4 separate regions of the Mus musculus genome follow, and regions 1, 2 and 4 are each linked to region 3. The links are chromatin loops, found by intact Hi-C in ENCODE. Cell type or tissue: left cerebral cortex. All regions are shown on one strand.

Region 1 (8,000 bases), 630 kb before region 3:
TGGAGTGGTGGTGGAGCAAAGCCAGCTGGAGACAGGCTCCAGCCTAGACCCTTGAAGACCAGAGAGCAGCAATGCACCATACTCTTGATTTCATGGGGAGAAAGGGGGATGGACCCCCAGGCCAGGAGGTGTAACTCCTAGCTGCACCTGTTTCCATATGACCAAGAGTAATCATCCGGGAATGAGAGAGTCTATAAAGAACACTCATTGCTGCTGCAGGTGAGCCAGACATGGCCAGGTGACACCAGCCATGTCTCTGATTTCAGTCAACTCTTTTCATTTGTTTCCTGAATAGCAAACACTTCCTTGAAACTCTTCTCAAACTTGGACTCCAGTCTAAGTCCCATTTCGCCAAACTTAGGGTCCTTGAACGTGATTTTGTGATTCCGGAAGATGAGCCTCATGTCTTGCACAAAGTCTTCTACTTGGCAGTAAGCCTGGTCACTCAGCTTTTTCTTGATTATGTTCAACCACATAGGCTCTTGCACACCCACAGTCATCTCTCTAAAATAATAATAATATGGCATCTTGGAAAAAAAGGAGCTCTCAGAACAGCAATAGACTCTCAAGAGAACATACTCGCACTTCAACTGTTCCTGGGGAGCCATCTCCCTCTGCAGTATCTCAGATTCTGGAAGACTCGGTTGACTTCCTAAGGACTGCATCCTACAGAAGATGCAACTCCATGGTGTTATCTCAGCTTCCACTGTTGGGATATGACAGTCCTCATGGAAGGCTCTGGAACAAGTATCACAGCAGAAGAGTATTCCTCCATCCCGGCACACCTCACATTCATCTGAGTTCTGAATACTAGGGTCAGCTGGGGAACGATGCAAGTTCTGTGTTCTCTGCTCTTTTCTTTTGCGATGTATCCGTGGAGGATTGGGTAGAAATTTTCTCTGGATCAGGAGTTTGAGGGGCCAATTATGGCAGCGCAGGCTCAGTTTCCAGTTCTTTGACTTTCCATAGCCTCCCATCATTTCAAATTCCGAGGGTGTGAACCAGTTTCCATTCTGACACTGTATGGACTTCACAGATATCCCTTGTTTGAATTTATCCTTGTGTAACACTCCCTTCAAGTTACCACACGTCACGGGAAGCAACTCAGCACTAAAATCGGCATTTTCTTTTCTGCGTCTTCTTAGACCCCTGATCTTAGCAGTGCGTCCTGGGTTCTTTTTCATTTTCTTTCTCTTGAAAGCTGCCTGGACAACAGCTATTCTGCCACGTTTTCTCTGTACACTCATTGGCTTTCTCCATTTTGGTTTTGACCAGTTGTGGCCTTTCTTTTTTCTTCTCTGCTTCTTGGGTTTTCTTGCAGGAATGTTCCTCCTGGTGCCCACACATTCTCCTTGGCTGCTTCCCATCCTTGCTTCCAGGTCTTCTGGCACATATGTTGGGGAACACATGACACAGGAACACTTCTTTTCACGTGTGGGTTGCTGTGCTCCTGGGCCAAAATTGTGGGTGTACATAGGTTTGTTATCTAATTTTGTAATACTGGGGACCAAGCTCAGGGTCTCATTTGTGCAAGGCAAGCAGTCTACCAGTGCCCCAAACAACTTCTAATGACCTCTAGAAAGAACAAGCCCTTTTTTAGAAAGTATTTTGTTTCATTGTCTTTTGGGGAGTGAAGAAGAGAAAAGTCCTTGTTGCCAGAATTTTAGAAGCTAAAAGACTTTATGCTGCCTCTACTGCAGGGGCTCGTTTTCCCGTCGCTCCTGGGCACTGGCGCTGGCCTGCTGCCTGCAGCTGGTACCCTGCCCAAGCTGTCTTCTCTGCAGCCGCCTGCTTGAGCTTGCTCTGTGCCTGCTTCCCTCCACGCTCCGAAAACCATGATCTACAAAAACAGACTTCTGCAAGGTCTCGCTCGCCTGCCCACCCGCCCCCTAACGTTGTGTTGGTTTTGGTTTTTGTTTTTGTTTTTGACAGTTCACCCCCATTTAGTGTGAGCTGTAAAACTGTACTTTATTTAAAGGCGTGCTCTTGTTCCCGTCTGGCTGCCTTCCCCATGGGTGCTGAGGGTTTGGGTAATACACTGATCAGGAAAAGGTGGTCTTCTCAGAAACCAGTCCCTCCCTCCCAGCCATTGCCAGGTGCCACCCGCTAAGCAGACATACTACAGCAGGGGACCGTAGCGTGCACACTGTTGGTGGTTTTTAATGAGCCTCTCTTTCCCCACTAGGCTGTCTCACTTTACTTGTTCACCATACAATCATTTACTCTTTAACAAAAATTGCTTTTAAGAGAAATCTGGAACTATCTTTAAAAAAAAAACCTTATTAATAATCATGTATTTTTACTGATCACATTTTGAAATGCCTAAAAGACTTTTATTGCTCTAATTATCCAGATGCACCTTTGTAAAAAGCTCTTTTATGAATTAGCTGATAAGGCTGTATGTTTCTGGAACAAAATATTGGGTCATCTAAAACTTTCTGTTTTCTGGGGTCTGGGAAAATAGAAAATAAGAATTCAAATATTAAATAAGCTTAAAAGAACTGAGTATGTGACTTTTTCTTTGTATGTATTCCTGTTTGTCTTCTGTAAGTTGTGTTTTGACATGGGGTTCTCACCTTAGGCTGGCCTTGTGCTCCTCCGTGAGTGCTGAGGTCTTAGGTGACCCCACCACAGCCGGCCACCAAGTTCTTAAGTGGACAAGGAGTCAGTAGCCTCCCTAGCAGTGACTCTCCTGGCCTTCCTGCTGCTTCCGGTCTCATTGCTGGTGAGACTAGTCTTTAGATCGCTGTGAAGTGTGAACCTCTGCAGTGGTGTGAGCAGCTGACATTGCCCTTGTAACAAGCCAGCTTTGTCCTTGGTTTTCAAGCAGTGATGGAGGCATGGTAGCATACACTTGATACCAGGCTCTAATCCTGCCACTTGGGAAGCTGAGGCAGGCAGGGCCCTTGAGTTTAAGGCTAGCCTGGTTTACATAGTGAGTTCCTGGTCAGCCTGAGTGAGACACTTGTCTTTTTTTAAAATAGCTTTCAACTACAATTTTTGGTATATTACATCATTAAAAAAACTTGATATGACACATTAATTTTGCTGTTTTTCCATTTTTAAGTGATGAGATCCATGTGTCAGCTTTTGTGGCACATGCAGGAAGTGGTTCTGCCTATTTGTGCATGTCATTCTTTTAGAAGGCTGACTGCCTTTAGCATTGTCTGTATTTTGAGGTGTAGGTATAATTTCACCTTTTCTTGGGATGTTTTTAAACATTCGAGGATACACTGGCTGAAAAGCCTAATAAGATGCTTAACAAATAATTAATACTGTGGGATATAGTTTAGCTAAACCTTTTAGCCTCTCCTATGGTAACTGTAGTCTAAGCCCTGTTAGACAGCGGCTCCTGTGGGGCTGGAGAGATGGCCCGGCTTAAGAACGTGTGCTGCCTTTCCAGGCCGGGGGTGCTCTTCCCAGGAGCCAGACCAGGTGGCTTCTCTCCATCTGTAACTCCAGCTTCAGGGGACCTGACACCCCCATCTGGCCTTGATGGGCACCTGCGCACACATACATGTTCCTGTCTTAGTCATTTTTTACAGAAGTAATTGTTGACTCCTTGACATAGCCAGGAGGCACACAGGCCACACAGCGCCAAGGGATTCAGTCCCGCCCCTCCTCGCCCTTGTCGGGTGATCTTGACTGGGCTTACCTCTGCAGTTTTCATTCTCTCACATGGACTCAACTGCCCACAGGCTATTGAGTCTGAAGCCAGCTTATTATGCATTCAAAGAAGATCGCCCTTACCAGGTAAGGTAACAAGCTGTGTAAAGATATTAAAATCTCACACAGACATCTCTGTATGCAAAGCATTACAAAACTATCAAATTCCATTTGTGTGACCTCCTGCAGATTTCTGAGACTCAGTCTTAAACTCAAGTTCAATAAATAAACCTAAAGCAAGGAAAAACTCCTTAAAAGACAACAAACTAAGTATACATAACACACAAAATGGCTGGGCTGGGGGGAGGGCTTGGATTAAGCAGCTGCTGCCCAAGTTCACATGAAGGCCAGAGTTTGGCTTCTGAGATCACACATAAATACCAGGCAGGCTAGCAGCCTATGGATAATTTCAACCACAGGCAGAGACTATTTCAGAGCAAACTAGATAGTGAGACTAGTGGCATCACAGCTCTGGGTTTGATTGAGAGCCCCTGCTGCAGAGACTAAGGGAGAACTGATTGAAGATAATTCCACCATCACACTTCACGTACATGCACGTATACTTGATCGAACACATACTGGAGAAAGGAAGCCATGTTGGCCTCCCAGTCACATTTTGTATCTTTTAAAAAATGTGTATATGTATGTCCATGCTCATATGTGCAGTACGTATCTGTGGGTGGACACTGAGGACAACACGGGGGCGGGGGTCATAAGCTCTGTTCATCTCCTTTGAGACAGTCTATCTCCAGCCTAGAACTGCAGACTGATGGGCCAGCAAGCCCTAGAGATCTTCCTAGGCTGGGATACCAGCGTGTGCTACACAATGGCTTCTGTGTCCCAGAATATAGTTCATATGCTTAGTGAAGTAATAGGTTTTCTTTTATACTTGAAATTTAGAATTTATTGATGGAAATAAAAGAATCACACATAACTGGAAAAGGTAATTATAGTTAAATACAAACCTATATGGTAACTTTATTCTTAAAACATTCCATTTATATACTATATCCAGACATAGTAGCACACACCTTTAATCCCAGTACCAGGGAAAAAAAAAGAGGGGAATCTGTAGGTTCAAGGCCAGCCTGATGTACATAGTTTCAGGACAGGCTATATAAAGCCTGTCCAAAAATAAAGAATAAAAAAATCCAACTTGCGGCTCAGTCAGTAGAATGGTATCCTCCAAGCATGCAGAGCGCAGTTGACTTCCCACCACTGCTGTGAGAGGCAGGCCAGTGGAGGAAGAGCTTTCCCTGGCTGGTGCTGGGAGGCTCGCTGTGCATCGGTTTAGGAGGGACTATGAAGTTTTGTCTCCATTTCTGCTGTCCTTAACAAGGGCCTTTTTGAAATGCAGGGAGTTCTTAAGCATTGCGTCCCCAGAATGTGAACTAGCTAGCTAGATGACTTGGGCAGCTGATGTGCTACTGTGATGGGTCTATCCTGGAGAGTAAGTGCCAGGGAACCCAAAATGCCATGATACATTTGCACACTAACAGCCCAAGTGAAAAGAGATGGGATGGACTTTTTTTTTTTTTTGGAACATACGGAGCCTAATGTTTGCTCCCCGTGGGAGTATTTGCTTTCTAATGGGCTTAGGTGGAGTAGGTTCTGGGTCTTTAAACATGAGCTATGATTAACTCACATGCTCAACTCGCTCCTTCATCTCTCTTCAAAGATACATTGAGCGGAATTGCAATCAAGGCTGGGCAGACCTAGGAAATGGAAATAAGAATCTTGTTATCTGGAGCCAGAATAGCTGGGTAGTGGTGACCAAAGAGGCCATCGATTAATTGACTAACTTATTTCCAGCTTTGTTCTAGGAAACAAGGGGTTGCTGAGTGTTTGTTGATAGCTTGAAGAAGGAAAAAGAAAGAAAAGGGAAAAAGAAACACTGACCTCGGGATCCTTGCGATGTTTGTTAGCCGGCTTTGTGATCTTTTCCTTCCCAGCTCTCTGATGTCCCTGTTGCTGCATTTCCAGCATAACCAGGTCATTTTGCCACACATCGCCACAGGAGACGCCCGCATTCACTGCTTCCTTCTCTCTTCAGTCTGCCACACATGTGACTACCCAGTTGAGTCTCCCAAAGACCCAGCCATCTCATCACCGTGCCACTTGCCTGTCCTAAAGCCCACACAGACAGACTCTGTGGTTACCGCCCTAGAGACTAAGCTCAGTGTCTGAGACGTGTCCCTGGTTTAGTTAGGCAGCTTTATTTCCCTCCATGCCCCACTTCAGTCTCCTTCCCATCTCCCTGACCTGGTGCTCCCGGTCCTGCCCACCTCCACTCTGCTTCTCCCAAAGTCTGGATGCCCCCGTTTCTCTCCAGGTGTCCAGGTCCTGCCCACACTTCTCATTTCCTGTCCCCATCAGTTCTCGCCCCCAGGACCTACCTGAGTTTTCCCCACACCCTCATCTTAGTAACACTGTGTCTTAGTCAGGGTTTCTATCCCTGCACAAACATCATGACCAAGAGGCAAGTTGGGGAGGAAGGGGTTTATTTGGCTTACACTTCCATACTGCTGTTCATCACCAAAGGAAGTCAGGACTGGAACTCAAGCAGGCCAGGAAGCAGGAGCTGATTCAGAGGCCATGGAGAGATGTTCTTTACTGGCTTGCCTCCCCTGGCTTGCTCAGCCTGCTCTCTTATAGAACCCAAGACTACCAGCCCAGAGATGGCACCACCCACAAGGGGCCTTTCCCCCTTGATCACTAATTGAGAAAATGCCTTACAGTTGGATCTCATGGAGGCATTTCCTCAACTGAAGCTCCTTTCTCTGTGACAACTCCAGCTGTGTCAAGTAGACACAAAACTAGCCAGTACACATTCCAAGCAGTCATTCTGTGGAAAGTCACATTTTTTTTGTAGAGAACTCAAAACCCAAGAATGAAAAACACCGGTTGCAGGTGCCGTATTGTTGACAAACCCCACCTATCAAGTGCGTGTCACCTTTTTCACAGGCAAGGCTACTAAGTCTAGGAGTGATTGTGATGCACACTTTAGTGGAAGCAGGGTTCAAGAATTTGCCTTTATTACTGGCTGCAGAAATAGCTTCTTCCTTAAAAGTGCTTATAGTCAGTTAGGCATTAGTGCATCACACCTTTAATCTCAGCCCTCCAAAGGCTGCAGCAGGAGGATCATGAGTGTGAGGCTAGCCTGAGCCACACTGAAGTGTTTGCAAATCTAATACCCTGTAGGGTTGGGCAGGTGGGTAAAGTGCTTGTTCCTCAGGCATGAGGACCTGAGTTCAGATCCCTGGCACCCACCTAAAAGCGAGACATGGAAGGGGCTGAGATCCTAGTGCTGAAAGTTATGATCCTAGAGTCTCAGCTGAAATGACAAGCCCAGGTTCACTGAGTCAACTTGTCTAAATAAAAAATTTTGGAGAGGCTCATGAGACAGCTCAGTAGATGTTCTCAACCTGCTCAATGTGGTGACATTGGCTCGGTCCTTCACAGAGTTTTTTGATCACCGTGGTATGTGTGTGCACTCAAACAAACAACAATAATAAAAGACAAAAGATTGAAAGAGTGGCGAGTAATGTGCTCACAAACATGCATGTCACACAAACACTTGTGCATGTGCATACATACATGCATACATGTGCATTCAAGTGTGCATGCATGTGCGCACACACACACATGTTCCATAAAATTCACCACTTAAAAGTGTAGAGCTCAATGGTCTTTGCCCATTGTTTTTCCAACTATAATTTCAATTCTAGAGCATTTCCTCACCACATCCCACTAATAGCCTCCCTTCTCCTTAGCCTCTAGTGACTGCTTTCTGTCCCCATGGATTTATCTGGTTGTATTTCATCCAAATAGATCATATACTATGTGGCCTTTCACAACTAGCTTCTCTGCATAAAGCTATAAAGGCTCATATTTCATGCATCAACACTTCACTCTGCTAACTAATATTCCATTGCATAGGTATACCACATTTTATTTACCTTCATCTGATAAGAAATTCTATAAAGTAATTGCAACCATAAACTTCTGTGAGTACAAGGTTCCTGGCATGAATCCAGCTGGACCGCGTGGGATGAGTGTCACTTGGCTCTACAGAGACTGCTGCAGTTTCAATTCCTGATGGACACGCCTAAATTGATTGAGCACTGCCAACCGAGCCTCCAGTGCTCATAACCGAACTGCATGCACCGTCAAGGCCTTTCTCCCACCACTTATTCCTCTTAACAGCAAGCTCAGCCTCTTGGGTTTTCAAATTAGTTTCAGCCCCTCCTCTCTTCTGTGCTGGGCTGTCCCTTATGTCGGTGTCCGTGAACTGCCTGCTACAGCACTTTGCATTCCGTCACTTTGCCACATGT
Region 2 (8,000 bases), 59 kb before region 3:
GCACAATGGAATTCGGGGTGAGATCTATTACAGAGAAACCATGGACCCCGCCATCCTGAGAAGAGCCACCAAGGACATCAGGAAGTACTTCAAAGACATGACCACCTTCTCTGCCACTTGGGTTTTCATTGTGACCTGGGAGGAAGTCACGTTTTACGGAGGCAGCAGTACCACGCCTGTAATCACCCAGCCTTTCCACTTTCTACGGGGTCTCTGACATCCTGTTCGTCCTCACTACTGAGCAGGGATGTAATTGGTAGAGTGGAGGAGTGTCAGTTCGCTTGAGTTAAACTAATAGGTCTCGCCACCCATTTTCCAGGAAGTGGAGGGAAATATCAGCATGAACCAGTCTAGTCAGCTGAAACATTTCAGATGTGTCATCCCAGTCTCAATTCATTACCAATGTCTAAAAGGAGTCTCTCGACAATATTACTGCAGGAGGTAGCATTCTCTTTTGTGAGCGAGTGATAAAGGCAAAGCGACTCATTCCAGGCCGTGTGATTATGGATCTTGTGAGGAACACAAAGGGCTTTTTCTCTTGCCAGAGGCACAAATGTTTCTCATCATCGATAATTTCCCCTTTTTTTTCCCCTCCATAAAATCTGGTAGCAAGAGAGAAGCAGGGTGCTGGGTTGGGGGAACAAACGGCCTGGTTCATTTTATTATGTTATGACATTTTTTTTATTGTGACCAGGGCTGAAATGATTCATACTTGATGTTAATTAGAGTGGGCAGTTAAAGCAATTCCTGAATAAAGTTTCAACATCTGCTCTGAAATCCCAAATGAGCAGTCAAATAAAAGTCAAATAAAAAAGATTATCTCTGGTAATATCATAGAGATAATCAACTTTCTGCCTAAAGGGACAAAACCCCAGTTTCCATGAATGCATACAGCTTGTTTGGGTGACCGTGATAGTGGAGGACGTTGAAGTCAAAATCACACCCATCTTCAACTGTAGTTTCCTAGTAAGCAGAGAAACTTTAAAAAAAAAATCTATCCTCTTCTTTCTTAGGGTTATTTGTAATTCCATCTGCTTTCCTGGCAATGAGTTGACTGTTCGGGGGTGGGACAGAAATTCTTGTGTAGCAGAGAGAGGTTAAAAAGTGCTGGTCTTGCAATTCATAGCGAGGACACAATGGGGATGGGTTTTAGCATCGTCTGTCTAGCAGCTCGAAGCACTTTATTGCTAAGAGGTCCTGCAGAACAGAAAGACACATGTTTAAGCACCAGATGCATGGGCTAGAAATAACCCCTCTAAAGAAGCATGTGTCTCCCTCTGTCACGTTATGGATCGCTAAAGACTCCTCGGGTGATGTTTTATGTCCTTTAAGCCTCATATCTTACAGCGTAGGGATGCAGGGTGCCAGCGATCGATAAATTTTAGTGTCAGTGAAGGGGTAGGGGAGAAAAGGGACGCCCATCAAACGCTGACCACCATTTCCCCCATTAAACCCTCTGCTGGCTGTAAAAATTGCCAGGATAATTTAGGTGCTTTCTGCTTTGTAGTTTGGATGGGGTTTCTAAAGCAAGCGCGATCTCTTTCTGTGAGGACGGACGATGAAACCTTGAAGGGCTTTGAGCTTTTAGAGGGAAAGGAAAAGATGATGGATTCTATAGAACAGCAGAGTGTCCATCCATCCATCCCTACCTTTGAAATGGGCCTACCTATTCCACCCAGGACCACCCAAGACTAAAACAAGGGGTAGAGAGATCTTTAGACAAGACACTCCCAGCTGAAAAGGAAATGGATGTGTTTCAGGAGAGCCAGTTTTTACTGAACTTTTAACTATGTGTCAGTCCTGTACTCAGCTATTTCTTAATCCCCAATAACCCCCGCCCAAGTGCCATCTATGTTCCAAGGTGACCATAATAGAGATTCAGGCCTCCTAAGCCTCAGAGCAATGGATCACAGTGAACGCTTCAGGGTGGCTCCTAACTGTCTCCAGCTGCCTCCTCCAGGAAGTGTCCTAAGGAGCTCTCTGAATTCTTGAAAAACAAGGTTGTGCAAAACCAGATCTAGGGAAGTCTTAAAATGAGTATTGAAAAAATACGTGTGGGTAGGGTTGTGTGCGTAAGTAAGAGCAGATGAGGTGTGTGTATCTATGTGTCTGTGTGTCTGTTTTGTGTGTGTGACTGTGTTGTGTTTGTGTGTATGTATGTGTGTGTGTGTGTGTGTGTGTTTATGTCAGGGTGGGGATAAGAAGGGATGGAGTGATTTTGGGGGTTGATCCCAAAGGTATTTCCTTGAGTCAAAGGTATTTCCAACAAATGTTGATAGAAATTCCGTTCTGCAGGGGAATTTGGGGATGAAAAAGGCCCAGCTTCAAACCGTGCATGGCCCTGGCTCTGCACCTATCCTTTAAATCTGTCCCCACTAGTGATCTTGTAGAAACCTTGAGTTTATTGATCATTCATCTCTTTGTCCTACTTTCCTCTTTTGTTCAACGGGCCCAAAGAACGAAGTCATATACCCAGCCAACTTTATCATAAACGCCATCGGCTGTGTCAGGCACAGGGCCTGAGGAGAAGGCTCTCTTTTACAAAAAGGGCTTTTCTTTACTAGCAAAGTGCTTTTCCCTGGACCTGTCTAGAATGGGTTTCCAAGATCCTCCATCCCAGTCTGATTACACAGGATAGGAATTTGGGTCTTCCTCTGCTCTTGCACAGAATGTTAACTGGGATGCTATCAGGCAGCCAGGAAGAGGCTTGAAGAGAGAAAGGGCGCAACTGCTACTTTTGATTCTATTTTGATTTGCATTTCCTGAAAGCACAGGCCCAAGGCTGGGGATGAGGAAAGGGACGTAGTAAGGGCTAAGGCCAGATGCAGCTTATTTCTGAGGACCATCTGCAAGGTTTGGCTTCCTATAACATCCCCGTCCTCTTAAAAGCTTAAGGCTAAGACATCTTGGAGTGACCATGCTCTGAGAGGTAGGCTGGGTGCTCTGGCTGCAGTCCTGTGTTCCATAGCACAATTTCCAGCAACTCATTTCACTTAGTCCTTAGCTGCTCGGCTCTAAATGGAAGGAACCCAAACCATTGCCCAGTCTGAGTTGCAGTACTGAGAGGATATTACAGATACAAATTAATGCATAAATGCTCAATTAGAAGAGCAATTTCTTTCCAGAAAGAACTTCTTTAAAAATCACTTCCCAACTTTCATCTTAAAGGGGGGGTGGGGGTGGGGTGAGACATCTGATCCAGAATAGTGATGTCTTCCAGGAACAGAGAAAGCCCGCTCCAGAGGACTTTGGGTTCACTGTGTCCCTCCCCACCCCGCCCTGCCTACTCTGCTCTGGGTGCAGGTATTTGCACGGAGGTCCCTGGCTTGATATTTCCTATAGTTTATTCTCATGCTGCCATCTATAGGTGTTCTCAAGGCATCGCATGCTCAAAAGGGGACTCTGAATCTTCTGTTTTGGTCCAAGATAGATGGGGATGGGGAGCACTGAGTCAGACCCCAGGTTTCTCTCAGGCAACCTCTCAGCTGGATGCAGAGTTTTACACATCTTGCTTTTCTGCCCTGGAGGTGGGAACACATTTTGAGCAGAGGCAGGGTGTGAGGAGGGCTGGGCTGTGGTGCAGTTCAGAGCTGTTGGAGGGTTAGAGGCACTGAGTGGTTGTGGCGGGGGGGAGGGGGGGGCGGGGGGTGAGGGTAGGGTAGCCACCACTGTGTGATGACCTCCTGAGAGCGTGAGTCATGAGCATTCTGTACCTTCTGCAGGTGAACACCTTCCAGGCTGTGCTGGTATCCGACGGCTCCTACACATTCACGCTCTTTAATTACTATGAGATCAACTGGACGACTGGGACAGCCAGCGGTGGCGACCCTCTAACAGGCCTTGGAGGTGTGATGGCACAGGTACAAGGTTCTCTGCATCATCCTCTTGCAGATTTATATCACCATATCTCTTGCTTGCTTTGCTGGGCATCCTGGACAGAGTCCCGTTAATACCCTTGCTCTGGAAGCACACTTTTGATCTTGTAGGTATACTGAGGGGCTAGCCTTATCTATCTTTGATACCTTACTCTGGGCATGGAGTGAACTAAGCAGGCTTTCCACCCCTTGAATGGTGACTCATGGAATCCAGGAAAAAGTGATACATTGTTTCCAAGTGTGATGAATTCTTAATGTAATCGAGTCAGCTAAGGAATAGGGATGGTAAGTGCTTAAACCCCTTTTGTGTGTGTGTGTGTGCTCCAGGCAGGATTTAATGGTGGAAACCTCACGAATTTCTTCAGTCTTCCGGGATCAAGGACCCCTGAGATTGTAAATATTCAAGAGACCACAAATGTCAATGTTCCAGGACGCTGGGCATTTAAAGTTGACGGGAAGGAAATTGACCCGGCCAATGGCTGCACCTCTAGAGGTAAAAAGCTTTCCCCTTTTCTCTGACAGCATGGGGCTGGGTTTCCTTATATTGACAGGTGAGCTTTCCAGCCACGGGGAGGATTCATTCCTGGTGCCTTACCCTCATGACATCTCTCAGCTCTGTGATGGACATCAAGGTAATTTTAGCCTGCACATTCCCCACCCAGGGAACAAGACTCCATGCAGCAGGCTTCGGAGTCCTTGCCTGTGATGTGCATGCGGCTAACAGTTTGGAATATCTCTAGAGTGAAGCAGGGCCTTGAGTGATTTCTCAGGCAGATGGAGAGAAGGGAGCTCCCCTGCCTCGCCTTATTTTGTTGTTGTTGTTGCTATCCCTTTAAGAGTCTCTCCTCATCTTTACTCTTGTTCTACCATCTGCACTTCGTAGATCCCCAGGAGTGGGTGAGCTTGGAGTGTCGCCAGGTCCCTGTGATGGTAAATCAGAGGCTCCTGGTATCAGGAGAAAGAAAAAGTAGCTGAGTTCGAGAGTTTCTAAAACCTAAAACCCTCTCAGGGGTAGAAAGACATACAGGGGTTGGGGGAATCAGAGACGCTTTAGGCCCGTGGGGAGGCACCTCTGTGGGTTTCCTGTTCATTGGCCTCTGTAGTGTGACGTCTTTTCTCAACCACCAAATCCGGGAGTTCTCGCAGGAACATCCCAGTGTATTGATTCCTGCTCCTGTGTATTCAAAGGTATCCAGGAAACAGGATTTCTGTTAGTATCTCTGCGTGTTGAGGTAGAGGCTACAGCCCCAAGAAGCAAAAATGTTTCTGTTTATCTGATGCCCACCTAGCTGTCCACCCATCTCCACTACTCTCCCATCAATCCACTTCTCCAGCCACTTGCCTAGTGGCTCACCCATCCAATAGCCCTCTCTCTAGCCACCCCATCTCCATCTACCCTTCTCCACCCATCCCTCCAATCATGTGTTATTCTTATCAACCTATCCATTCACATGCCTACCTCTGTCTATGCACTTACAGTTTATCGTCCTAAAAACAATGTAATAGACCCATTGAACCCCAGCTACTCTTCAGATAGCAGCAATGTCAGTAGTTATTCTAGCTGCCCATGATAACACTGTGGTGGCAGAAATAGACATAGGTGTAATGTCAACACAGCACAGCATATATAATACACATGGTACAGAGTATTGTGGAAACATGGGCAGTGTTGGACAAAATGATTGCAGATCTGTAAGAGCCCTTTGTATCATTTAAGGAGATCACTCCTCCTTGGGTAGAAAGCATGCTCTGTATAGCTGGCTGCCAGACATATCTCTTGCCTCAGCTTCAAATGTTTAATCTATGGAGAAAAGCCAGTTTCATCTGGTCTGAAGTTCCCATGCCCTCTGCTCTCTCCCACTGAGCACTGAACCTCTGACTTGCCCTAAGGCAAGCTCATGTTTGAAGTTGTCCTGCCTGGGCATCTTTGCCCTGCACTCTGTGAAGTCTTCCATGCTGGAATAACAAGTGAGTGCTATGTAGCTAAGTGGGTATTCAACTGGATAGGGAAGGGGATGTAGTCCCAGGGCCCCTACCCCATGACTTCTGAGATTGTTCCTTCTCCCTTGCGGGAGGGTCAACACAATATTACTTACCATCTGTGTGAGACGCTGTCTCTCTGTCGCTTCATCTCTCGCCTCTTGACTTCCCAGGCTATCTCCCCCACACTTCTTCCCTTTCATTCAAACGCTGAAGAGTTCAGTGACTACGGACTGCAATGCGAGTTCTCAGTGGCAGCCTCACACCTCAGTCCCGGGAATGAACAGTGTGGTGATGGACAGCATTGGCTGGCAGCGCTGGGGGCATGGTCTGGTGCCAGCTGTGTGCAATGTTCTCGCTTTCGCTGCCTGCTTTTCCTCTTGAGTTATGTGTTTGGGTTTCATATGCAGGACAAATTCAATATCCACACAGGACTTGTGCATTTTTATGTGCCCCTGGACGTCTATCAATCTAATGAGATCGGGATTTGGCCCGGGTTATAAGCAAGGGACTCTGTCCCATAGTACTGGCTTATTAAATCATCATTTCACAAACAAAATTATCACAGAGCATCTATCTACCTTTTGGTTCAAACCTCCTCTATTTAGAGACATTTCACTCTCATTTATTGGAAGCCTCGAGATATAGAGACTGGAAATGATACTGAGTAAATGCTTTTATAATGTATGCAACCTTGAGCTGGTGCCAAAGTGCTAGAGGATTTAGGGCTTGTTTTAAGGGCGGATGCATACAGCCTACTGGGAATATGAAGACGTCTATTATCTCCTTTTAGGTGCAAATCTCAACAGGTAGCAGGCGTAATTGCTTGTTGGTACATGTTCGTGTTAGGCAAATATAGCAAGAGATATTCCTAAGGTACCCCTGCCTTCTGCTGGGATTAAGCCAGTAGGCTTGGACAGCTTGCAGAATATTCAGGAGTCTTGGTGTGTATGTATGTTTTAGATAATTTATTTAGGGAAATGGTTTTAAAGAGTAAATGTCTGCCAAATAAATGGGAGTGAATATTTATTAAAAATTAGTACATGCCTTAAAACCATGACCTGGCCCTCCTCCTGACCTAGACTTGGTCAGAAAGTTCTCTTCAGAAGATAAAGAGAGAGAAATACCAGACTTGGGCAGGTCCTGGAGCTGGAGGGAAGACAACATGCAAGGGCTTGAGTTCAGCCTAAACAGCATCTATAGGATTTACAAACCTTTGAAAGTAGCACAGAAGAGGTCAATCTTTTCTAGAATATTCCCAGGAAGCTGAAATTTATGTTTGCCTCCTGATTTGTGCTGTTGACCTTTTTGGGGGTACATGCTGTACATACTGCTGATTAAATGAACAAATTAGCAAGCATGCAACTGATTGCTGCATTCTGTGGCTATCAGTCGGGTCTTCTTTTGGAATGCCCTTGCTCATATTCTTGAAAAGAAAGTGGCTCCTGTGGGTCAGAGACTTTGCCACAGATGAAGGCAATGTGTGTGTCTGTGCTTGAATGTGGGCTCACTCACCAGCTGGGGCGTTATCAGCTCAACACTGGATTCAGACCCTCTCAGCTTTGAGTCTTGGCTGAGTTGCTGAGCGATGCTGAATGAATTATTCAACTGCTCTTTAGGCCTCAGTTTCCCTGATTGTCAAATGAGGTAGACAATCGGTAATCCTTAGCTAAGTGGGTTCACAAGTGGGTTGGCCTTTATCCTGGTACCTGGCTCAGAGGGGACATACTCAGTAAGTGTTGGCTCTCATGTCCTTATTCCCAGGACAGTTCCTTCGTCGAGGGGAGGTGTTTTGGGATGACCTGAACTGTACCATCAAGTGTCGCTGTCTGGATTTCAACAATGAGATCTACTGTCAGGAGGCCTCCTGTAGCCCCTACGAGGTGTGCGAACCCAAGGGTCGGTTCTTCTACTGCAGCCCAGTGGAGACCAGTACCTGTGTGGTATTCGGGGAGCCACACTACCACACCTTTGATGGCTTCCTCTTCCACTTCCAAGGCTCGTGTGCTTACCTGTTGGCCCGACAGTGTCTACAAACCTCCAGCCTCCCCTTCTTCAGTGTGGAGGCCAAGAACGAGCACCGAGGGGGCTCTGCTGTCTCGTGGGTAAAGGAGCTCTCTGTCGAGGTCAATGGCTACAAGATTC
Region 3 (8,000 bases):
TAGTGGGCTGGAGCCACAGTGGTAATTGCGACTTGATCCCTAGACTGGAGAAATTCAGCAGGGTGTAGCTGTCAAATCTAGGAAATGTTACTTGTGCCTGGTTCAGGCATGAGTGTAAGGGTTACTTATATGGAGGTGGATGCTATTGATTGGGGCCCAAGAAAGCAGAACAGAAAGGCTTTCCAGTGGGGAAAGCATGTCGAGGAGACATGAGCAAAAGAGACGACATTGGAGAAGTTTTAAGTGACTGTCAAAGCAAAACAACCAACCTGGGGGATGTGCTGCTGGTGGGAACAGAGAATTGGCTAGATGGCAAGAAGGCAGGGAGGTGGGAAAGAGGCAGTCCCTCCCCGTCCATCAGACAATCCTTGGGATCCATCCACCCTGCCCCTCCTCTCCTACAGCTCCTACCTACTTCAGTGTGGGAAGAGTCCCGAAGGGTTTGAATCAGGGCCCCTGCCAACTCTGATAATTAACTGAGAAAAACCGAGGATGTAGGACATGTGCCTGTTAAATCCTCCTCTGTAGAACACAGCACGGTGAGGGGGCGGACTGAGATCCCCGAAGCGAGGGGAAATTGAGAGCAGTCCCCACAGACATCTCATTGGCAGTAGCAGTCCGGATAACAATTCAAAGTAGCAGTCGCTGTCGCGAAACAAACAGTGAAAATCAGAGGGAGTGATAATAAACAGCGCACAGAAGCCATCCAGAGGTCACTTCCAGATGCAAAGCCGCTTTTAGCGTTTACGGTTGTTCTATGTGAAACATGGAAACTTGACGTGAAGGTGAGGGTTAACCTCTAGGAGAATACAAACAAGGCTAGGGTTTCATCAAGTTTTCTTTTTCTTGAGTAGATGTCAGAACATCAAAGACAACACCATTGGCATAGAGGAGAACGGAGTGTCCCTAACCTGTCGTTTCCACGTCACCGTCTTCAAGTTCATCGGAGACTACGATGAAGTTCATCTTCACTGTGCAGTGTCCCTCTGTGACTCAGAGAAATACTCTTGCAAGATTGTAAGTGTACAAAAAGCCAAGTGTTCACTCAACCTTGCTCTTGCTTGCTGCCCCGCGGTGACTGTGGACACCAGGCGTCCACAGTGGAGCCCTTCAAACGCACTCGGGGGTGGGTGGTCATATTTGGAAGAGAGAATATAGTGGAATGATGCCCAGCCAGGTAGTCAGTCTCTGACATGCCACAAGGCCATTGACTTCACGCTAGACAATGCATCCTGGGCCCACTGACATCTCAGAGTAATTGTGTAGGAGAGCTGAGCTATGCAGTGTAGGGTGCTAACAGCATTACGGGCCTCTAAACACCAGTGGTGTTTATTCTACTGTTGAAACACCTTGAAAATGTCTCCAAGAGTGTCTATACCCTGAACAGATGAGATTGACTTGGGTCAGGAGCATCACAGTAGTCTCGAGGGGTATAATGAGTCATGCATAATAAATTAAATAGCCTGTGCTCTGTTGGCTCTCAAACTCTAAATACTGTCTATCCAAGTACTCACAGTTTATCAGAACGGCACTAGGGTCTGATAGTCTGGAACTGGGTGAGGTTGCAGATGAGGGGCAAAACTGATATCTCCTCTGTGCCAGACTGACATCCTCATCATGGGTGGCTATGTCCTCAAGATTGTATTGCTCTAGAGTCTCACTCCTAGTCTTTCGCAGTTCATCTTTATGCTTCCATCATGTTTACAGGAGCAAGATGTGAATTATGGTCAGAGCTACTTACAGATGGTGCTGCATACATTAGTATCAGACGAGATCCAACAATGTTCATTCCTGAGCGTAGAGCCTCTTTGAATCTCATTCTAGTGTGGAGAGTATATTTAATTCTGCTTGACATAAAGCCTAGAGTCCCAGTGGGCCCGATGATCAAGAATGCATTGGTTCTAATTAATCTGAGCAGCAATAGCGCTGGAGGCCGAAGCCGCTGTCTCTCTTGGAGGTGGAAACATGGTGGAGAATAAGTTATCAGCTTAATTGTGTGAAATCTCCCTCTGGTGTTCTGTCTTTCAGAATTGCCCACAAAATTCCAGGATCGCCACAGATTATTCAAAAGAGCACAAAGAACAGATCATTTCAGTGGGACCCATTAGGAGAAAAAGTATGTATGTTCCTTAAAACACACTATAGATTACTAAGACATTGGGAGTTCGAGGCTCGGGCGTGCCTGCCTTGTGGTGTGTGTCCATCATGAGGAGGAGACACGAGAGACAGGGGCATGAGTGGACTGCCTGTGTCCTCCAGGAAAACCTTTTCATTGTCTTTTGACAACTCTTTCTTCTCCCCTCTCTTTGAAGCCCCTCCTCCGCCTTGATCATGGTGCCATGTTGCTGTGTCTATCATTAAGTCTCCCACATGTCCGTTTTCAGGGCTGGACTGGTGTGAAGACAACGGCGGCTGTGAGCAGATCTGCACCAGCCGGGTCGACGGGCCTCTGTGCAGCTGTGTGACCGGATCCCTGCAAGAAGATGGAAGGAGCTGCAGAGGTGGGCTTCTCCTGAAGGAGACAGGCAGCTAAGTGACCAAGGAAGCTCCTTTCCTACAAACAAGGAGAAGCTCACTGGAGCCCAGTTAGCTTCTTGCCTGTGCAAATCCCAGAGAATCCCAGACAGAGAGGGAAACACCAAAGGAGTTCTAGTACCATCAAAACCAAACCTTCTTGGGTCCCTGGTCTTTCATCTAGAAGAAGTGGGCAATTAAGACAAAATTGACTTAGTAATTTAAAGGCTGTGTTGGCCATAAATCTGACCCCAAGTCCTCTTGTGTTAAGTTGGTAGTCTCAGCTGGACATGGTGGGAGGGACATACCCAGCCACTAGGAAGTTGAGTCAGAAGACCCATGAGGTCCAGAAAATAGAGCCAAGCAGACAGAAAGCCAATCACATTGGCATCTGATTTCCCGGCTCTCCCTCTGAGGTGCACAGGGCTCTCTAAAAGGTTGGATTAATTTGCTTTTCTCCTTCCTTAATCCAGTCTGTTTGAGTTTTTCCCTTTCCCTAAGGAATTCCCTTTAATGTGAGGGCGGCCCATAGGTCGGAACCCTGTTGAACTGATATGTTCTTGCTATGCTCTGTTCTGTCCCCAGCCTCTAATTCTTCAGTGGAACTTCAAGTTTGGACACTTCTTCTCATCATGACCCAGATCTCACTGTGGCATTTGATCTATAAATCAGGCGCAACCTCATAACGAACTCAGGGTGCTTTCTTCAGTCCCTGTAGGTATAAAAGTGTGTGTCCCCAAGTCAAAACAGCCTCTCACACTCACGCCACCTTCCTCCAGCAGTCAGATCTGGAGGACACCAACGTTCCTGGCTCCTCTTCCACAGTATGCAATAGTGGTTTCTCAAAGCCAATGGGAGGAAAGCACGCTCTTACCCTCAATGCCAAACAGCTGGCACTGGGTACCTAGGTTCAGGCCAGAAGCCAGCCAGGGAAAGCTCTGGCTACAGAAGTCTGATGGGAAAGCTGGCCAGAAAAGTTGGTCTGTCCCGCGCTGTTTCTGGAACACCGTGGTTATAGGCAAGGCTATTGCTGTGACTTTGAATTAAAGTTGCGTCTCTCTCTGTGGAGCCTCGCCAACACTGCCCTCAGCTCACTTTGCTTAGCTCCTCCCCCTCCTGCTGTGGCCTCCACCTTGCCGTGCCAGCTTCAGTCACTGGAGATGATGTTTGTAGACCTGGAGAACCTCACCCTGCCCGTCCCGATCCTCAAACCCAGCCCTTCACATTTTACAAATCAACCAAATAATTTTTAATGTGTTTTATCCTTAAATAAACTTTGTGTTCAAGTATTCTTGTTATTTGGCTCCTGGACTCCCTCCTGTTGTTGAGTTCTGTATATAAAGTTGCAGCATGGTAGGATTAAAAGCAGAAAGGAAAGAGCTGTGGCCTCTGCAGTGGGTGGACATGGCCAGCCCGTGCTTCCATGTATGTGTGATGTCCTTGCTGGTATGTGCTCAAGGGGCATCCTCAGAGCATAGAGGTACTCTGCAGAAGAGAAACAGGCAACATCCTCTTTTGTAAGTGCCAAATAAACATATACTGTAATTAACTATAAGATATATGGCCTGCTAAATCTTTCCCTGGAATTCCTTCCTTTCTAAGGTTAGAAACACAGTAGACCATCCTTCAAGTTTGTTTTGAAGTTACATTGGATTCAAATAGGTGGCAGTTTAGAATATATATATATATATATATATATATATATATTTTGGTCTAGGAACTCTGGAAAAACTAAACAGAAACCCACAGCTTCTTTTTACCTGGGCCCCCAACAACGGCTGCCATTTTACCTGTGAAAGCACCCACATCTCTCTGCCACTGAGCTGAGGAAGTGAGGTAGAGGCAGAGGCTGCCCCTGAACTGACCCTGTTGGGAGAACCAGAAAGTCCTAGCAGCTTAGAGCATTTGCATGTGCCTAGGAGCTAAAAGAGGGCTGGGGACAGATGAAGGTAGGAAATGTGTGCTTCAGCTTGGACACCTTAGGGTCACTGGGGACAATATTGAATGTGGATGAAAACTTCAAAATTACCAATAGGGGCTAATTCTCAACACTCATCCTTGCTGGGACAGAAACCAATGGTGGCTGTGTATTCTGTTTACTCCTGGCTCCTTGAGAGCAGAGGACTCAGACAAGCTGTTGTGTCTCCTTCATTCACCCCAGAGAAGCCTGGGGCTTCCCAATCAGATGGGTCAAGCACAGTAATGCCTCATTGAGTTTCTTAGATAAAGCTTGAACAAAAACACCCAGTAAATATTACTTAGCAATCTATCTTTATTCATTCTCATAACAATGTCATTAGGAGAGTGATACAAGGACACGTGACATCAACTCCGGGCCTCCAGTGCCTGCACACAAAGGTGCACACACATATGTGATCATATGTATGTGACCACACATAGATACATGCGTGTCATCATACATACAGAACATAAAATGAATTGGTCCTTTGGCCACGTTTTTGCCACTGGCATTTGGCTTTCTCATGTGTCTGACGTCCTTCACTTGTATGCCATTGCAGTAAGCCACACTATGGAGACACAGTTTGAGACCCCGAGGTCTCGAAGGCTTAAGCCGCACAGACTTGCTTCTTGTTCATGTCTGTGGACTCTGCCGTTCGCTGGTCTCCTGGAAAGGAGATTGATGGTGTCGTCACTATTTTTTAATGCCGCCAGTTGAGTGCGCGGCTTTAAGGAATGAGTACAAGCAGCTCGGGCCCCTCCCACAGCTCTGCCTCTGTCACTTCTCTGCCTGGAAGTCTCCTTGTTGCCGTTCCCATTCCATTGGCTAGCACAAGTCTCATGGCCATCAACTAACTTTCAGAGGCCCCATAAGTTGGAAACCTGCCCTGAGCCTGTAAGGGAGACTGGAAACCAGCAGCAATGGCTTTCAAGCTGTCTTCAAGGCAAGCATGTCTCTCTGAGTTGAGAAATACTCCCTCACAAATGACAGCACAGGCAGGCCCTTTAGCCTGTTTCTCTAAAGACAGAAAAACCAGGATCCAGCCCTGACTCTTCCAATCCTCTGCCCCAAGTGTGACTCTTGAACGCCCTCAATACTGCCCCCTTTGTTTTCTTCCCTGTAAAATGGGAACATACACTTTTCTAGAAAGATTCTTTAGGTTTCTGTCTTATATTCATTTACTTGCCCACGTGTCCTCACCTGTCCATGTGGATCAGAGGACAACCTGTGCCCATGGAGTCTCTTCTTCAACCTTTGGAGTTCCAGGAATCAAATTCAGTAATTGGCTTGACAGCCTTTACCAACTGAGCCATCCTGCTGACCCTCAAAGATTCTTTCTTATGTTCGAAAATGACACTTGTTAAACATAGCCACGCGAGAGTTTAAGATACCTCTGACGCCGGAAATGGAGGTACATCCCTAGTGTCCTAATCCCTGGGAAGTGGAGGCAGGGGAGTCAGGAGTTCAAAGCTGGGTTCTGTAACCTAAGGTGTTCAAAGCCATTCCAGGCTGTGTGAGACCCTACCGCAAACCAGCAAACAGAAAAGATAATTGTTTGTACTCAAACAGGGAAGAGGGAAAGAGTCTGGTCAGCAAAGGGCAGAAAGGAGAAAACAAAGCAGCCTTGATGGTATTCAGTACCCAGGGAGACATCGGGGAGCAGGGAGCTGCTATTTGTGACAGTTGGGAATTCTATAATTGGTTTCTTAACCAGTGCTAGGTGTGTGCTTTACTCAAAATCCTCACGGCAGAGCTTAAGAGCACCAATTATTTAACATAGTCTAATATTCCAACTATTTTTAGAATCGTTTGACATTTAACAAGAGCTTGAAATCTAATAAAATTCCTTGCAACCAAAGGAATTAAGTAATTATCAAAAGATAACAGCCACCAGGGCTGGGATACAAAGCATTGCTTCTTACTAATTCTGAATTAATTAAGAAGCTACCCCTGTTAGAACCCCTCTGACTCTCTTCCAAACCTCAGGGTGTCTCCGCACCGCATGCATCACTGCGATTTTGTCCTGCTTAGAACACTGGGGAAATTTTCAGGGCTTGGGTGTACCGACATCGGCTGCCAGGCCAGAGAAAAAGAAAATCAAAGAGCACCCTCTAGTGTCCATTTTTAATATAGCGTGAAACCTGAATTATATGAAACCACAGCAATCAAATTACAATCCCCGCCTCCCCACACCTTAGCTACAGAACATTACCAGAATATAGCTTTAGAAAACACAGGAGATGCCAAGGGCATCTTCTAAAGAACACCGTAAGATTTATTTTTATGCGCACAGTAAGCCTCGCTCCGAGAAAATACCAGCTTTGGGCGTCCCATGCAAATTTTGTCCTTAATATCTATTTCTCTAACTCGATGACAAAAAATAGCTACTGAGAAAAATTAAGTATCTCTTTTAAATGTTGTGAAATAAACAATCCAATCGAGACGAGCTCATGAAATATTTACTGGCCTTTCCCCCGACGCAGAATGCAAACTCCTCTGATGTGTATCCACCAAGCAAGAGCAGTAGCTCTCTGCTCTGACTAATGGAAGGTTCTGTTGGTGATGGTTTAATTATGCTCACTGAAATATGGCTCCCTCCTAAGAAAACACTGCCATGGCAGAGGGACAGATCTCAATGTCTATAGATAGAAATAAAAACACAAAAGGGCCATCATTCCAGGAAGAACTCGACAATCAAATTCTGTATACTGAGAAAACAAATGGAGAGATTATATTCACTGTACATTTGGTTGCGTGCTGCTGTTTGCACATCGCCTCTAGGTTAGCTGTTGTTTTGTTAACATAAAATATCCATTGTGAAATATTTGGAGAACTAAGATATCCTCCCATTAGATGAAATTGCAATACATTATGCAAATGTAGCATCCTCCATAACCAATGCTTTCTCACTGTATTTAATATTGTTTGGCTTTGAATCATGTTGCACGTTGGAGGAGACATTACAGAAGTGTTAAATTGAACTTAAAGGATAAACAGCATCAAGTGCTAAGGAAAAGCACAAACCGTCTTGTATATATGTATGGGGGATTTTCATGTATATTTATTCAATAATGATCAATTCCTAATGAGAAGTGTTTAAATGGGAGCAATATTTTAATAAGCAGGAATCCAGAGTTCTTGGCTTCTTCCTAACTCTTAAATTTCTTTATGCAATAATTCAGTGTACAAAAAAATTCCAACTATGTTGTTCTATTTTAATTGGGATACAAACATTTTATTGAAGAAAGTAACATATTTAATTGCCTCGGGGCTTGCAAATACTTGAGTCTACACAAATTACTAAAGTTTCTTAAAAACAAAACAAAACAAACAAACAAAACCCTTATAGTCATGTAGAATTTTGCTTCTAGGTTATGTCTTAGCCCAAGGCAGAAAAGACATAGTTCCCAGTGGTATCCTCTTGTTACTATATTGGCTCTTTATCTTATTGTCACGACAGATTACTTGACACAGTAACTTAAGGAAGAAAGGATGTATTTTGGCTCAGAGTTTTAAGTGCTACAGT
Region 4 (8,000 bases), 210 kb before region 3:
TACCAGACCTACCAACGCATGTGGAACTACATGTACTCCAAGCAGCCGAGTGTGTTCGTGAAGAGCACGGAGGAGGGGATTGCCAGAGTGTTGAATTCCAATTACGCCTTCCTGCTGGAGTCTACCATGAATGAGTACTACCGGCAGCGAAACTGCAACCTCACTCAGATTGGGGGCCTGCTGGACACCAAGGGCTATGGGATTGGCATGCCAGTCGGTATGCAGGAGAGCGACAACCTTTGGGTATAGCTTCCTCCAGGCAGGGTCAGGGGAGCCAAAGCCACTGAATGCGGTCTAGAATTCATTAGCCTGTTTCCAGAACCAACAGGTTTGAGAACGACTTTAGGTAGGCTTCCTTATGGTTAAAAAACAAAACAAAACAAAACAAAAGAAAACAAAACAAGCACGTGGACTTGTTTTACTTTCCTTCCTTCCTTCCTTCCTTCCTCCCTTCCTTCCTTCCTTCCTTCCTTCCTTCCTTCCTTCCTTCCTTCCTTTCTTCCTTTTTCATTTTTGTTTTTTTTAAGACAGGGTTTCTCTGTATATTCTTGGATGTCTTGGAACTCACTCTAGACCAGATTGACTTTGAACTCAGAGATCAGCCTGTCTCTGCCTCCTAAGTGTGTGTGTGTGTGTGTGTTTGTGTATGTGTGTATGTATGTGTGTCTGTGTGTGTCTGTGTGTCCATGTGTGTATGTGTGTCTCTGTGTATATGAGCATATGTGTGTGTGTCTGTGTGTGTATGTGTGTCTATGTGTGTGTCCATGTGTGTGTGTGTGTGTGTATGTATGTGTGTCTGTGTGTGTCTGTGTGTCCATGTGTGTATGTGTGTCTCTGTGTATATGAGCGTATGTGTGTGTGTCTGTGTGTGTATGTGTGTCTATGTGTGTGTCCATGTGTGTACGTCTGTGTGTGTCTGTGTGTATGTGTGTCTGTGTATGTTTCTGTCTGTCTCTGTGTGTATGTGTGTCCACTTGCAAACATGTGGAAGTCATTGGTTGACATTGAATGCCCTTCTCAGTCACTCTCTACCTTAGCTTTGAGATAGGATCTCTCATTGACTCTGGTGCTCACAGCTTTGGCTTGATTAAGCCCCAGGATCTTCCTGTTTCTGCCTCCTCATCTTCAGGATTACAGGTGTGCACCACCATGCCTCCAGTTTTACTTGGGTGCTGAAGATCTGAATTCAGGTCCTTATGTTTGCACAGAAAGTACTTTACCAACTCAGCCATCTCTCCAGTTTCCTAATTCGTAATTAAAGAACTAGTTGATTACTTATTCATTCATTCACTATTCAGGGATAATTCTAACTATTGAAGAGTACTGGTGCCCCAGCAGACTTTAGGGCTTGTTCTCTTTGTCTCTTGCTTTGGCATGTTGGCCATTTCTCTGATGATTAACGTCTCTACTAACAGAGGGAAGAAGGAAGCACTACAAGCACTAATCACCTTTGCTGATTGTACTTCACTGGCAAGATTACAGAAGATGACGTTCAAACTCTATGTAGATTTCACTGCTCTGTCTACTCTGACTTGGTGTGGGTCATTGAGAGTGGGCACTAATGTACCATGCATTTACTGGGTGCCATCTGGTTTTGTAAGTTTTTTGGCTTCTAGAACAGTGCTGCAGCTGGGCTTCTCAGAGTACATTCACTTTGCCGATAACTCTACTACCAGGGAATCGGGAGTCTCGTTCAGCTGTTGTGATTGTGAGGGATCTAAGCATAGCCTTTGGGTGATTCTATGTGGAGCATTGACTGCACTGCTGTGTCAGGCTCTCCTGAAGTAAGGCTATTCCTGAAGAAGGTGACAGGCAGAAGAATCAGGACATGGGGACATTAGCATGTGATAGCTCTGATCTTTGGCATGCAGACTTGGTAGTCACATTGTACACCCTTGGATCGATCTGTCCCTGACTGGCAGTGTTATAAACTGCAGAATTCATTCACACCTTGGAATATAATTAGCATGGTCTTGGAGTTGAGGAGACCTGCCTGTGGTACCTCAGAGAGGTACCACATATCTGAGCCTTAGTTATTCAAGTAATAGGATTAAGTTTCTCATACCTACTCAGGGAGTGTGGGTTAGGGCTGTAGTTGGTTAAGTGCCTTCCCTAGGTGCCTAATACTTAGCCTTCGTTGGGGAATATTAGTGTCCTCGTTTTCCCCATAGTTCTCTATGCAGTTTGGTAAAAGCAGATTGCTTCTTAGAACACAGATTAGAAAGCAACCAAATGAGCCTGGGTAATAATGAAAGTCCTCTCTGAATGCTGTCGGATCTGACACCTGAGGCTGTGTAGACCAGAAACTTTACTCTGTGCACTGGCCAACCTTCATGGACTCTGTTTACAGTCATATTTTCCAGTGCCCATTAATATTACAGATTTTGAGCTTCTTTGGGAAATGTAATGGCTGGCATTTTCTTTCAAGATGGTGGGGTAGATCATGAAATGAACTTGGGGTCCACCTTGGTAATACTTTAGTGACTCAATAAATTTAGCCTAAATGTCAAGTGCTTCCTTTCACAGGGAACTTGACCACACATAGTTGAGGTGAAAGAGACCAGCTCTAGAAAATTTTATTTATAAGCAAGGGAAAAAATGAAGAGAAAGGCCTCTGTCTTGACCCTGTCATGATATCGTTTTATGAGTATTATCTCACTTAATTGGACCATGTGAGAGGTACACTGCAGAGAATAGAAATTATCCAAGGTCACAAACTAGAAATAAAAGCCTGGGACCTAGGAAACTGCTCTTCAAACACAATACTTTCCAGAATAGACCACATTGAGGTATGAGACCCCCAGCTAGCCAGCTCAGGCTAGACAGGGTAAAGGTGTGCTGTAGGGCGGTTCATGTTCTCACCTCAAGTGAGGCTGGGAACAACGTTATGCAACTGCTGATGCACTGTGCAGCCAATTATGAGACAAGATTCAGATCCCTGAGGCTATACTCCCTGCCATTATTCCAGTAGGAGGAAAGAGAGTTACTACAGAATGCGTGGCGTGGTTGGGCCCAGGGAAAAGAAGAAACCCAAAAAGGAAAGATGGAAATTTAATCAGATGGCTCTGGAGCAGAGACAGCAACCAGGGAGCAGGCATTTAATCAGATGGCTCTGGAGCAGAGACAGCAACCAGGGAGCAGGCAGTGGAGCCTTCAGTGGCAGCCCCTGGGCCACTGAGGGATTGGATAGAAGTGCCTTGAAGCAGTGGAGTACTGTCTTTAAATCTAGCTAGTGTTAGCCTAACATCTGTCTACATCTGCAGGGCAACTTGCTCATGTACTTGTACACTACAAGTGTGTATTACACGCCCGTTCTACAGATGACTGTGCATGGTCATCCATGGCAAAAAATACATTCAAGGCTGCAGGTGTGTCGTGGGTTCACTCAGCCTAGTTGTGCCTAAAGAAGGGCAGACTCTACTCTACAGTCCTGCAGTCTATGGCCCAGAAGCATGGGTACTGCCTTGGAGCTTACCCAAAATGCAGAATATTGGGTCCTGCCCTGAACCTATTGAATTGGAACTTTCCACTTAACAAAATTCCCAGGTGATTCCTACATACATTAAATGTGAAAAACCCTCACTTCTGTGTTCAGGCTTCTTCCTTGTACCCAAGATCATAGGCATTCCCAGAGGTGCCTGTCTACACAGGACCTTTGTAGGAACTGGAAAGCAGACTGGGCAACCAAATCGTTTCCCAAGTCTCCTAACAGCCATGTCTTAATGATCACAGGCCTCTACCTGTTGGAGGACATTGAGTTTTCCTTGAATCCACTTAAGCCCATTTTTTAATGATTAGACTTGGATCCTAGAACCAAAACTCCTTGACCATATTCTATTGGAAATTTTTTCAAAGAATTGTATCCAACAGAGAGAAGCCTTCTGTTCGGTGGAGAAGAGGCAACAGGGATACTGAGTGATTGGCAGGGCAGTAGGCTCTGGTGAACTCAGCTATGAGAGCTGGGGGCATCTGGTGACTGGCTTCTCCATGCAGAAGGATGAGAGGATGCCCTGGTTAACTCTTCTTTCAGTGGTTGATGGCTGGTTATGTAAATGATTATAAAGTATACTGAGACAATAGTCACAAGCTCCTAAGAAATGAATAGATGTGACGTAGAAAGTTGAACATTTGACTGGTGGGGGGGGTTGTGCCACATGAACTCACATGATGGCTTCCTAGAGCCTAACAGTCACATCTCCATCCAGTTTCCTGAGTGTCATTGTGCAGCTCATTGAGTTATGATAGACCCTCTATTTAAATTTGAAAGTGAAGGTGCTAGGCACGGAGATGGGTAGCACAAATGTCTGGGAAGCCATTACTCAGCCCATCCCGGGTCTTTGATCATAAGATGACCATGTTGGTCATGTGACAGGAAGGAAGTGGAGGAGCTAAGGCGATGTAAACCAGAAAGCCCTCTTTTAGCAGAGAAGACGGAACTAGAGGAGAGTGGTCTTGGAGACAGGTGCCTTCTGCTGTGTCTGTTCCCCAACCCAGGTTCAGGTTGACAGAGTGGCCAGGAAGGATGCTGGGAAGGGGAGCACCATGTGCCTAGGAGAACAATGACATCATGCCTTGGGTTTTCCTTTGACTCCATAGGCTCAGTGTTCCGGGATGAGTTCGACCTGGCCATTCTCCAGCTGCAGGAGAACAACCGCCTGGAAATTCTGAAGCGGAAGTGGTGGGAAGGGGGAAAATGTCCCAAGGAGGAGGACCATCGAGCCAAAGGTAAGGAGGACCACAGAGCCAAAGATAAGCACCCTTGGCTCTTCCCCCTACTTGACAGAACCAACATGGCCTTGTTATACAGCCCAAAGTTCAAGCAATCACTTGTAAGATACGTTGACACCAAAGCCTAGATTGGGCTGCTAGGAACCAGACCTATCCCAGAGTCATTTCTGCTATAGGCACCAGTGTCCCCTTCACACAGAGACCCTAGAGATGCTATGTTATCTGAATCTACCCCTAAATTCCAATGTCATTGTCACCAGCCTGGCCCATAGCTAAGTGGTATTCTTTTCTATTGCTGTGATAAGAGATCAAATGAAGGTATGGTATCAGGAGCAAGTAACTAGGGACTCGCAGCCTGAATAGAAAACACCAAGGAGAGAGCAAACTGGGAACAGCCCATTACTTTGAAACCTCTAGGCCCATCCTCCAGTGACATCCTTTCCCCAGAATGACCATACTTCCTTAGACTCCCCAGTGAGCATCACCGACCAAGTATACAAATGCTATGGGGGACATTCTCCTTCAAGTCCACACACCTGTCCTCCCTTCCCTCCTATGTGTCTTGACAGTGGCCAGAGTGATTCATGTTTAAGATGCAAATTTGACCACGGCATCCTTCTGCACGAGCCTTTCAACAACTTCCTATCTCACTCAGAATAAGTTTCAGGTTCCCTGGAGTCTCAAGGCCCAATGTGGTTTATCCCCCCTCCCCAACACTCTCTGTTTTATTTCTGAAACTCCCCCAAGCCTCCCTCATTCTGCATCTAACCTGGAGCCAGAGCACCCAGGCTCCCTCAGAAAGGACTCCTTTCCCTTCTACCCAAACCTTTTCCTTTCAAGGCTGCACTACAACTGTACCGTATCTCCTAATTCTTTATTTGCTCACTTTCTACTTTTATTAGAGTGAAGATTTTATAAGGGTGGGGTTTGTCTTCCCAAGGCCAGCATAGGATATTTTCTCGAAAGAAAGAAACAAAGAGAGGATGGTTGAGTGAATGGATGGTTGGGTGGATGGACATATGGACAGACAGATGGATGGTAAATAAAAGAATGAACACTACATTGGCTTGAATGCAAAGCAGCCACAGACTGTTTGTGCAGTAAGGAGTGTGGAGTGTCCCTGAGCACCCAGGAGAGACAGGTGAGTTCTGATTATGCACAGGCTCACTGATGCCTGCTAGTTATTTTTGGCTAGCTCATATTCTCAACGTATACTGACTTGGACACTAAATCATCCGGTCACCCTTGCAGTCTACTTGCAGCCTTGCTAAAATATGCAACAGATTTACCTGTGCATGCTCCCCCTTCGGAAGGAGTAGGATGAAGGAGAGCAAGCACTTGCCTTTCTGCTTGGCATGAGTGATTATCCCACAAGACATTGAGAGCTACTGTGTTTCTAAGTGCTTCTATGTAGGCTTCCATCTGGCAAGGCCAGGTCTTAGGGATATGGCTCTAGGAGGCTGGTTATAAATAATGTAAAAGAAATCCTGCCTACTTAGGAAGTCACGAAGCCATACACTTCTTGGGATGCTCCCTTCACGAAGGCTAGAGCCACCCATTGGGGTGACCATGAGTGGACATGGGGCATTGGCAGCCCTCATTTGAATCCCAGCTCCACCCATTGCTAGTGTGTAACTGTAGGCATCTGTTACTGTTGCTGAGCTCACATCTGCATTTGTGATGACTATAGAACCCAGCTGGACTATAGACTTGCTGGGAAGGTGAGTCAGAGGTTGAAGAATACTAGGTTCTGTTCATAGGAAGGACCCAGAGCATCCCAATTTATTGCTATTATTGTTCTGCTCTGGAACGTGGGTTACGTTACTCTGAGAAACCCAATGATGGTCTGATCTGTTCTGTTCTGTATCTACAGAGGACTCATTTCCAACTGTCAGCCAGCCAATCAGTCATCCAACAACAGGAGATACTGAGGTATAATGAGGTCTGTTGTTCCTGGGGAAAAAAGCAAGTCATACAGCCTTAGCATTAAAGGTCTTGAAGTTTCAGGAAAGATTATCAAAAAGCCTCAGTATTGGCCAGACTACAGGGAGAGACTGGGTTGAGTGTTGAGGGGACAGTTACATTTTATTCTCGGAAGAAAATAATGAGGGAAATACAGAGCAAAATGTCAGGACATGCTTACAGATTGGAGCTATAACAAAGTAGATTTTTGAAAATGCCCAGATCCTAAGCAGACGGATAAGCAACATAAGGAAGGATAGGGAAGCCGAGAAGGGCAATGCACAGGGGCTGTGTGGAGCAGCTGAAGCCTTGGCTCAACACACAGGCCAGTTTGAGGAAGCTGGCTGTAGATGTCAGAGGTTCTAGAGAAGGCTGCTCTGGAACTGCAAGAGCCGGTCTTGTATGTGGTGTCAGAAATTATTTGGAGAGCATCTCTGATCCCAAAAGACAGCTATTGCCTTAGGAGACGCACTGTCTGAACAGTTCAAACTCATGGTAGATGTGATGCTGTTGAAGGGTCAGACTCTGGGTTTGCTAGAGAAGTATTTTGGAAATGTAAACATTTTCTTGTTGTGGGCTGAAGGAAAATGATCATGTTGATGATGTAAGTTAACAAGTAAACAAAACAAAACACTCAAAGCTACCAGGTTCTGCAAAAAAAAAAAAAAAAAAAATGGATAAAAGGATGGACTTATCAGGGTATGTTGGGTTCTGGCCTATTCCTGTCCAGGAGACTACTCCATGCTGACATCTACTGCTAGTGTCACTCCCAGGATGAGCTGAGGATTGTAAGAGCTACAGAGAGATCTTCCAGAATTAGATGACATACCACAAACAGGGTAGCGGCATGGGGACAGAGGGCAGAGAAAGCAAAAGGCCTGAAGTTTCCCAAGTTCCCAGACAAGAACATTGGAAATCTGGGTGTAATGAGTAGAAGAGGAGATGCCCACCCACTTGCTATGAAACATCGTGGTCCCTTCCCACCCTAGGCCAAACGTACATCCAGTGAATGAGGAAAAAGACAGAGAGGAGATGCTGAATTTCACCTGAATTTAAACAAATAAACAAAAAACCTACTGAGAAGTCTGTGTGCTTGGCACTGGAATGAAAATTGAAGTTTGAGGTAGAAGTTTATTCACAGGAAAATTAAAGGTATTCTCGGCAGTTGTTGGCTTTGAAATCCCTTCCACATTCCACAGAGGTTTACGGAGACTGATTAGACAGCAGAGGTGGAGGTAGAGGGAAGAGGGAGACTAATGGGAGTCAGCCTCGCAACCGCCCCCCCCCCCCCCGCCACGACCCTCACCCCC

What was found. A loop is a pair of places that touch in the nucleus more often than their neighbours do. Peaks named below come from ENCODE experiments on the same cell type or tissue, not always from the same donor. Only the 100,000 strongest peaks of a DNase experiment are listed, where the experiment ranks them.
Region 1: a loop joins it to region 3, with 2.6 times the contacts of the local background. A loop is called at or near these places in 3 of 42 quality-filtered maps.
Region 2: it touches region 3 in a loop (2.1-fold over the local background); 10 of 42 quality-filtered maps call a loop at or near these places.
Region 4: it touches region 3 in a loop (4-fold over the local background); 4 of 42 quality-filtered maps call a loop at or near these places.

Annotation. Positions count from the first base shown.
Region 1 is chr9:42,958,347-42,966,346 of GRCm38, reverse strand. It overlaps Arhgef12 (Rho guanine nucleotide exchange factor (GEF) 12), which reads left to right. Exons shown (of 41, transcript NM_001359232.1): 41 at 1-2,505. It also overlaps the pseudogene Gm5831. Among named protein-coding and RNA genes, the nearest start is that of Gm36648, 15 kb to the right of the region's middle. In left cerebral cortex, no CTCF peak of the experiment used is centred here; DNase peaks (open chromatin) are centred at 1,743, 2,073, 4,147, 4,963 and 1 more place; H3K27ac peaks cover 1,782 bases.
Region 2 is chr9:42,384,027-42,392,026 of GRCm38, reverse strand. Tecta (tectorin alpha) reads left to right here. Exons shown (of 24, transcript NM_001324548.2): 4 at 1-178; 5 at 3,723-3,860; 6 at 4,203-4,368; 7 at 7,620-8,000. Gm47629 (a long non-coding RNA gene) reads right to left here and starts at 6,130. Exons shown (of 3, transcript XR_003948138.1): 1 at 5,972-6,130; 2 at 3,714-4,820; 3 at 658-1,197. In left cerebral cortex, a CTCF peak has its summit at 3,370 (motif pointing left); DNase peaks (open chromatin) are centred at 3,388 and 4,747.
Region 3 is chr9:42,325,425-42,333,424 of GRCm38, reverse strand. It overlaps Tecta (tectorin alpha), which reads left to right. Exons shown (of 24, transcript NM_001324548.2): 21 at 855-1,017; 22 at 2,029-2,116; 23 at 2,385-2,501; 24 at 3,100-3,803. The coding sequence ends at 3,200. Among named protein-coding and RNA genes, the nearest start is that of Gm26272, 12 kb to the right of the region's middle. In left cerebral cortex, a CTCF peak has its summit at 6,589 (motif pointing left); DNase peaks (open chromatin) are centred at 440, 3,505, 6,565 and 6,968; H3K27ac peaks cover 264 bases.
Region 4 is chr9:42,534,039-42,542,038 of GRCm38, reverse strand. Grik4 (glutamate receptor, ionotropic, kainate 4) reads left to right here. Exons shown (of 21, transcript NM_175481.5): 18 at 1-217; 19 at 4,597-4,725. Among named protein-coding and RNA genes, the nearest start is that of Tbcel, 66 kb to the right of the region's middle. In left cerebral cortex, no CTCF peak of the experiment used is centred here; no DNase peak of the experiment used is centred here.